Linked DNA regions of Homo sapiens: region 2 is linked to region 1. A link is a contact called in ENCODE Hi-C data. All regions are on one chromosome and are shown on one strand. Each heading gives the region's core, a stretch centred on a gene start or an enhancer-like site at or near the end of the contact. The rest is flanking DNA. Distances are from core to core; before and after follow the strand shown.

Evidence for each region. Hi-C counts contacts between places; a loop is a spot of excess contacts on that map. Pooled maps may share reads with other maps.
Region 2: a map of HepG2 shows a loop between it and region 1 (9-fold over the local background). The contact joins two enhancer-like sites. A Hi-C loop is called at or near these places in 14 of 168 maps with a recorded cell type or tissue (HepG2, aorta, heart left ventricle and 5 more) and 1 of 50 pooled maps.

Annotation. Positions count from the first base shown.
Region 1 is chr9:121,232,121-121,236,170 of GRCh38, forward strand. It overlaps a transcript of GSN not described here. Among named protein-coding and RNA genes, the nearest start is that of RAB14, 32 kb to the left of the region's middle. Within about 2 kb of position 2,256, at least 4 of the 41 ENCODE cell types and tissues checked have a DNase peak (open chromatin) inside an H3K27ac peak, as active enhancers do.
Region 2 is chr9:121,303,086-121,307,339 of GRCh38, forward strand. The region is part of intron 4 of GSN (gelsolin); the gene reads left to right. Among named protein-coding and RNA genes, the nearest start is that of GSN-AS1, 20 kb to the left of the region's middle. Within about 2 kb of position 2,691, at least 13 of the 41 ENCODE cell types and tissues checked have a DNase peak (open chromatin) inside an H3K27ac peak, as active enhancers do.

The DNA of each region.
Region 1 (4,050 bases), core at 1,006-3,505:
GAAGTGATGGGAGAGACCAGAAGATTTGATAATCCCAAACCTAACTTGTTATAATGTGGTACAATGTAGACTGGTTTTCCTTGAGGTCAGGGACTGGACCTGCTTCATGACTGTCCAGTGCTGAGCACAGGGTGTGGCATCTGGTGGGATCTTAGGAAACATTTATGTAATGAGGAAATCTAGGAAATGTGATTGAAAATCTTCTTGACACCTTAGGGCCCTCACTATGATTGCAAAAATTATTAGTCTGTATAGATTAAAGCCAGGCTTCTGATTTATCTGGTGGGGCTGGTTAGTCAGTTATCCCTTTTTCACAGCCTCAGGCACTCTTGGCAGAGTTACATAAGTAAAAAGCCATGTGTGTATGCATGATAGGGATGAACGTATCAGTTAAGGGGCAGACTCCAATTTTGCAACCTTTTTAAAAAATATATTTTATTGTGATTAGAACACGTAACATGAGGACTACCCATTTAACAAATTTTCAAGTGTACGATATGGTATCATCGACTATAGATGTAATATTGTACAGCAGATCTATGGAGCTTATTCAATCTTGCTATCCTGAGCCAAGAAAATAAAAAGTATTTGTGTTTGTGAAATTGATTGGAAGAACTCTGCCAAAGGAAAGGCAACAGTTAGGTCTCAGGCAGGCCGGAAACCAAAACTCCATGGATCATAGAAGTAGAGACTCATGGGTACTTCCTTTCAAGAACCTCCGCTTTCCTTGATGTTTGCTTTGTGGCTGAGGAGACAAAGTGGCTCGATGGCACTCTCAGCTTACAATTCAGAGGAACCATTGTTGAGTCCCCTGATAGAAGTTTTCATCCCTTGGGCTTTGTGGTGGATTAAAGACGGCTACAAATTCCCTATCACTTCTCTGTTGAGAGGTGAAATGTGTTTCCTCAGCCCTTGAATACTGGGTTGGCCTGAGACTGCTTAACCAACAATATGTGGTAGAAGTGATGCTCTCTGTCAGCTCTGAGGTAGGCCTTTAATAAGACTAACAACCTCCTCTTCCTCCCTCTTGGAGCCCAGAGCTGCCACATAAGAAGTCCAGGCAAGCCAGGCGCGGTGGCTCATGCCTGTAATCCCAATACTTAGGGAGACTGAGGCAGGTGGATCACAAGGTCAGGAGTTCAAGACCAGCCTGATTAACATGGTGAAACCCCGTCTCTACTAAAAATACAAAAAATTAGTCGGGCGTGGTAGCATGCACCTGTAATCCCAGCTATTCAGGAGGCTGAGGCAGGAGAATCTCTTGAACCCAGGAGGTGGAGGTTGCAGTGAGCTGAGATCACGCCACTGCACTCTAGCCTGGGTGACAGAGCGAGACTCCATCTAAATAAATAAATAAATAAATAAATATCCAGGCTATTCTGCCAGGCACACAGAATAAGACCACTGAGGCACAGGAGGTCAAATAAAGATGCCATCTTTGATGTCCAGTCCAGTTAAACCTTCAGATGGTTCCAACCCCACCTAGCAACTGGCTGCAACCTCGTAAGAGACTCCAAGCAAGAACCACTGAGCTGAGCCCAGCCAACTCATAGAACCATGAGAGATAACAATATTTTACTATTTAAAGCCACAAAGTTTTGGAGTGGTTTGTTGTACAGCAACAGATAGCCAAAAGAGACCCTAAAACCTATAGCTAGCAAGGCCTAGAGTCTCAGGACAGGAAGTCTAACATTTGGAGAGCAGATGTTAGGTGTCACCTTGAGCAATTCCACCCCTTCGTTCCTGAAGCAATTGTTTCGATTGGAATTCAGTTTGCCTTCACTGAGCAACAGAAAACCCCAGACAATAATGCCTTGAACAAATCGAAAGTTTCTTTCTCTCACAAAAGTCTGGGTAAGTGATCCAGACTGGAATAGTGCTCTAAGATGTCAGGGACCCTGGTTCTTTATGCTTTTTTTATGCAATGCATGACCTAAGCCTCGTGGGTCAAGATGACACTTCAGGCAATAGGACAGAGGAAGGGATGCAAACACAAAGGGTGCTTTCTCCTGTAGAAGGTTATTTAAAGCCACCACATGTGGCTTCTTCTTGTATTCCATTGGTTAATATGTATCTCACGGCCGTGCCTAGCTGCAAGGGAGACTGGAAAATGGTATCTTGATTTTGGGTGGCCATGCACCCAGCTCTAAATTCTACTACTTCTAGTAAGAAAGGCTATTGGGAGACACTTTGCAGTGCCTGCCTCACTGCTACATCTTGAAAAGTAATAGAGAGACACAGGAAATGGCATCACATATGGGATGCTGACTCACAGCACCGATCCCTTCCGGAGGGGAGCAAGCAGTTATCTCCCCATGGGCACTGTGAGCCTCCACAAGGCCATTCTACTGTGCTATAGGAGCCAGCTGCTCCTGGGTCATGGGTGGGGTCTGTTAGGTGAAGAGTGAATCCCACAGGCCTTAAGTCACTGCCACTTTTGCCATGAAGTGAATTCCTTGATAAGAGGGAGCATCGTGTGACATACGATGACTAGGTAAAAGCTTCTATAAGCCCTCAGGCTGTGGTGCTGGTGGAGGCACGAAGGGCAGGGAAAGCAAATCCAGATAAAAAATAAATGTAGGGTTGGGCATGGTGCCTCATACCTGTAATCCGAGCACTTTGGGAGGCCAAGGCTGGAAGATCGCTTAAGCCCAGGAGTTAAAGTCTGCAGTGAGCTATGATTGCATCACCATACACTAGACTGAGCAACAGTGTGAGACCCCGTCTCTAAACAAATAAATTAAATAGTTAAATAAATAAATGTAGGACATTGCCATGAGAACAATTTGGCTGTTCCAGATGGAGTTAGTTCCCAGCTGAGAAACAGGGAGGTGTGGGGCAGAAGGAAGAGTGTTAGCTTCCTTCCTTCTCCATGAGAGGGAGGCGCAGAGGAAAGGCTGCAGACCAAGATGGTTAGTGGGTAGGAATTCTCCAAGTTCTCTCGCAAGCCCCAGATATCACCATCCTTTCCTAAAGGAAACCTGGCAAAGTCATGCCGTTGGCTGTCACTGAAATTCAGCAACTCCCCGAATCCGAGTTTGGCTTTAGCAATCTCGCACCCATGGCCCCAGTGAACAGTTTCCATCTGGCCAGAGAAAAGTCGTGAGTTTCACTTTGTGCCTTGTGGCAAACATCTCAAGACGTGAGCTTGTCCTTATCCTAAATCAAGATACCTGATGCTTTCAGAAGCAGCCACCCTACTGGTTTCCACATCTTTCATCTCCCTTTTAGGTGGCTGAGAATTTTAGCTTCAGCTTGTCCAAAGTCCCAGATTACCCAAAGAGATTATGTGCTTAGCCACTGTCTTCCAAGGGCTGGTCGTTCCTATTCTGGAAGACAATTAGGATTCTCAGTGCCTCTCTCCCTGTCCAGCTCAAGAATCATGGATCACTTGGAGGAAAAGCTAAGCTCCTGTAATAAAAAGGCAAACTAGAGTAGCCTATTTCCCCTTGAGGTGAGTGGCCCAGAGCAGAAGGGCAGCTTTGGTTCTTTGTCGCTCATTCTTCCCCAGGGCAGTGTTCTCTTCTGCATCGGTGCAGCTGGGTTCTGGCTGGTGGGAAAGAAGACAGTGGAGAAAGCTTGCTGGTTATCTTAGAACCCAGGCCCGGAAATGACACGTGACTCCCACTTCATTCCCCTGGTGAGAATTCAGGCACCTGGCCACCCTAAACACAAGCAAGGCTGGCAAAGACAGTCTAGGGGGACAGCCATGTGCCTGGCTCCTATTATACTTAGGCAAAAAAGTAGAATGGAAAGCCTTTTGGTGAACACCTAGCAGTCTCGGCCACATATTCCAAATAGCTCTTATTTCCTTGAGGGTCTGAATGAGTTTTCTAGGACTGCCATAACAAAGTATCATGAACTGGGTGGCTTAAAACAACAGAAATGTATTGTCTCACACTCTGGATGCCTGAAATCTGAAATCAAGGTGTCCACAGGACCACATTCCCTCTGAAGAGGCAATGGAAGGAGCTGTTCTCCAGACCGCACTCCTAGCACCTGGCAGCCACAGGTGTTTCTTGGTTTGTGGCTGCCTCACTCTAATTCTCT
Region 2 (4,254 bases), core at 1,441-3,940, 71 kb after region 1:
CTTGAGCGGTAGGGACAGATGCACCAGTAACAGGGCTCACTCAGGCCCATCTATCTTTTGGCCTTGTGATGCAGTGGGCAGACCGATCAGAGGTCAGGCTTTGGAGTCAACCAACATTGTGTTTAAATCCTGGCCTCTTTCTAGCCATGTGAGCTTGGACAAATCACACTGCCTTTCTGAGCCTCTGGTTCCTTATCTTAAAATGGGGAGAAGAAAATTCCCCATAAGTTCATAGTGTTGTCTTCCTAGCCCCAACAGTGAGGAGTGGGCCAGAGGTGAAAATCCAGTTCTTCTTGCAGGCCCTGGGGGGCTTTGGCCTAGTCCTGTTCTGGTACCCCTTAATTCTTAAGGCCTTGCCAACAGAGGGCCCCGTGTTAAGTATTTAATAGGGCATTGTTAGTCACATCCCTCTTTCTGTTCACTAGAATCCCCTTTGAACTTGAACTCTTCAGAGTCTGGATCAAGACAGAGCTCTTTTCCCAAGCTCCTAGCCAGGTGGGGCAGAGCAAGGCCAAACTGGGAGCTCCAAGAGGCTGCACCCTAATATGCTGGTGACTTCCTGCAAGCCACTTGACCTCCTTGAGCCTCCCTTTCCTCTCTGGTTACCTGAGAGCCAGTTGTACCTGCCCTACAGGGCTGGGAGAGGATTTGGTGTGGGGGTGGCTGGGAAATGCCTTGCGTGGGGCTTGGCCATCTGGAAGGGCTATGGAAACACTGTAGTTTTACAAAGCTGGGGTTTTCCTTGGTCAGGATAGAGAAGGGGATCACAGGCTTTCACAGCCAGGTGGGCCTTAATGTCAGAGTCCAAATCTCATTTTACCAGGGGAGAAGGGGAACTGAGACACAGAAAGTCTTAAGCAATTGGCCCAGAGTCACACAGCGAATTGGTGCCAGACCCAGGACTAGAACCCAGATGTTCTGACTCTTAGCATTCTTTCCACTAAACCAACATACCTCTAATGACCAGGGTCCTAGGGTAGGGTCCAAGCCTGTCTGTGCTGCTGATGTGCTGTGTGACCTTAGAGAAGTCACTGTTCCTCTCTGGACCTCAGGATCATCTATGTCAATGGAGTGGTGACCTTGTCTGCCCTGGTGAGGCATAAGAGATTGAATGATGGGAAAGTGCCAGTGAGACTCAGATAGCAATGGGCAGGGTGTGTCCTGGGAACTCACAGTCCAGGGCTGGGCAGGGCTGGGCTGGATTCCCTGGAGCCCCTTGTGCCCTTGCACTGAGCTCCTCCTGCTGAGGTGTCCAGCTCTGCCTTCTTCCCACAGCCCTTTCTGGGGCCTTGATACCTTGCAGAAGGAGAGGTGAGAAGTTTGGGAGCCAGTCCCCTGAGCTGGAGAAGGACCAGGTCTTTTTGCAACTTCTGGAGCAAGAAATGGAACGAACACTTGCCCAGGAATCACAGAGATTGGGATTCAGGTTGGAAGGCTACCTTCTGTAACTGCTGTGAGACTTTGGGCAAGTCTTGTATCTTTGGGCGGGTGTTCTCAATCATCCTCCATTCATCATTCATTCAGCAAATATTTACTGAGCCTCAATAACAGCAGCACCAGCTCATTGTTGCTACACTATGGCAGATATGGTACTGGGAATGTAGGTTATCTCGTTTCAGCCTCACAACTGTCCTGGGAGGTAAGTAATTCCCATTCCATTTTACAGATGAGACTGGAGGCTCAGAGAGGTCACATAACTATATTCAAACCAGGATTGTGTTCCCTTAACTCTGCCAGGCCCTGTGATGGGTGCTGGGGTGCCCAAGTGAAGAAGGTGGGTCCCTGCCCTTGAGAGTGTTCTGAGGAGTTGGGGAGACTGGCAGGCTCACGAAGAGTTAATCCATTGCCTCCAGGTGGGGTGATGTGGGATCCCAGGGAGTGCTCAGCTCTGAGAGGGGTTCAGGGATGAGATAGATGAGTAGGTGTTTGCTAATCTATCTTGTCCTAGTCACTGTTTCTTAGGGCATAACCTGACAGTCTAACATGGTTACAAATATGAGAGTTCTCATATACACAGAAAGGGTGATTTTCCAGGTCAGAGAATGTTGCAGAGCAGGTCATAGGCTCCCGGATTTTTAGGAATAAACAAGGATGATAATAACCCTTACCGTGTGTTAAGCCTTGACTACAAGATCTCATTTAATTCTCACTGTAGCCTTTAGGGTGGATGGTAATGCTCCATTTCATAGACGAGGAAGCTGAGGCTCAGAGGAGCAAACTAACTTGCCTAAGTTCACACAGCTAGTAAAAGGTGCTTGTCATTGAACACTTATCTATTACTTTCTGTGTGTCAGGGACTCTTCTGGGTGCTTTACTCATTTAACTCATTTTACCCTAACAGGTAGGGTATCTGTTAGCACCATTTTATAAATGAGGCTACTAAGGCACAGAGATGTTAAGCAACTTTTCCAAGGTCACACAGCTAGTAAGTGATTGGACTAGTGTGCAAACCCAGGTGTGAAGGGCCTAGCACAGACCTGGTTCAGAGTAGACATTTGGAGGCTCCCTGATCTTTGATCCTCGCTCGGATATGGCCTGGGATCTACTTGGATAGCCAGGTTCCCCGGCCCCCCGATGATTTTCCAGGATGTTCTTGGATCACACTCGAGGAAAGCTCCAGCTGGGCCCAGATTTGGGGCTTCTGTCCTGAAAGGCGCTGGCTCCTGGTGTGAATGGGAGGCCCAGGGCTGGTCTTGTTTACCACCTTCTGTAAGTCCTCAGTCTGCCCCCGCACTTGGCAGGTCCAGCCCAAGGTTCTCGCCCCGGCGCCCTCATCAATTATAGATCCCGGAGGAGCAGGGCTTGTTATGCAAGACTTGTTCCTGTGAAAGCCTCTTCCTCTGAGCCAATTCTGTCCTCGGAGTGTGAGAAGGGGCAGGGAGGGGACAGCAAGCCACTAGAAAGGGCTGACATGGGGCTTGGCCCTCTTGTTCTATGACCCCCAAATCCTTAGATCACTGCCCTGCAAGAGAGTTCAGAATCCCTTGATTCCCCGCCCCTCCTCCTCCCACTCCGCAGACCCCCATTTTTGGACTGAATCCTGGAGACCCCGTGGGGCTGGGTTATTTGAAACCCATTGTTCAAATGGAATCTGGGCTAGGCAGAGACCTAGGAGCCCTTGGACCTGAGGAACACAATTGGGAACCCATAGAATCACTGGAACCTTTCTGTCCTCCCTCTCTCCTATTCCTTAGATAAGGAGCTCTGAGTTTAGAGGGTGGAGGGGCCCAAGCCTGATCAATTCATTTTTCTTTGTTTTAGAAACAGTTTAACTTTTGTTTTCATGTAAATCTTCATTGCTTCTTTTCCCCCTTCTTCTGACTACAAGAGCAATATAAGCTTATTGTAAAATGTCAAACATTACAGAAATATAGGTTCCAGAAAATAAAAGCCCTCCCAACATGATTCTCCCCTTGGAGATATATAGTGGCTAATTTCTTTCTGTCTCTCTGAACGTATATAGGTAGACAGACACATATATATGTAATCACTTTAATTTGGAAAATGGCTTTTAAAACAATTTATCCTGTAGAATTTTGTTCAAATAATTTGATGCCAATCTTGCTCACCTAATGATTAGACCACAGAAAGCAGCAATCAGTGCTAAAGATGATAGTCAAAAACAGGAAAAACTTCAAAAAACTTCTTTCCCCTGCCCTTGTAGATCCACTAATGTCTTCTAAGAGCTTGCTTTAATTTATTTTTGTTAATTAATCTTTCCAATTCTAATTCCCTAGACCAGTAAAATTAGAGGAGTTAATTAATCAGGCAGCTCATGGCTGCAATAATTCAACATCAAGAGTTATGTTATAAGGCCGGGTGCGGTGGCTCACACTTGTAATCCCAACACTTTGGGAGGCCGAGATGGGTGGATCATTTGAGGTCAGGAGTTCAAGACCTGCCTGGCCAACATGGTGAAACCCTGTCTCTACTAAAAATACAAAAATTAGCCGGGCGTGGTGGCGGGTGCCCGTAATCTCAGCGACTCAGGAGGCTGAGGCAGGAGAATCACTTGAATCTGGGAGGCAGAGGTTGCAGTGAGCCGAGATCGTACCACTGCATTCCAGCCTGGGCGATGGAACGAGACTCTGTCTCAAAAAAAAAAGAATTATTTTATAAATAAATACAGAGAATTTTTAAGAAGTGAGATTTATGACATGAAGCAACCCTTTTCCTTTTTAAAAAATAGGGTAAAGATTTTAATAACAAAAATGAAAGGCATACTTCAACAAGTAAAATATTTAGAGGGGTAAA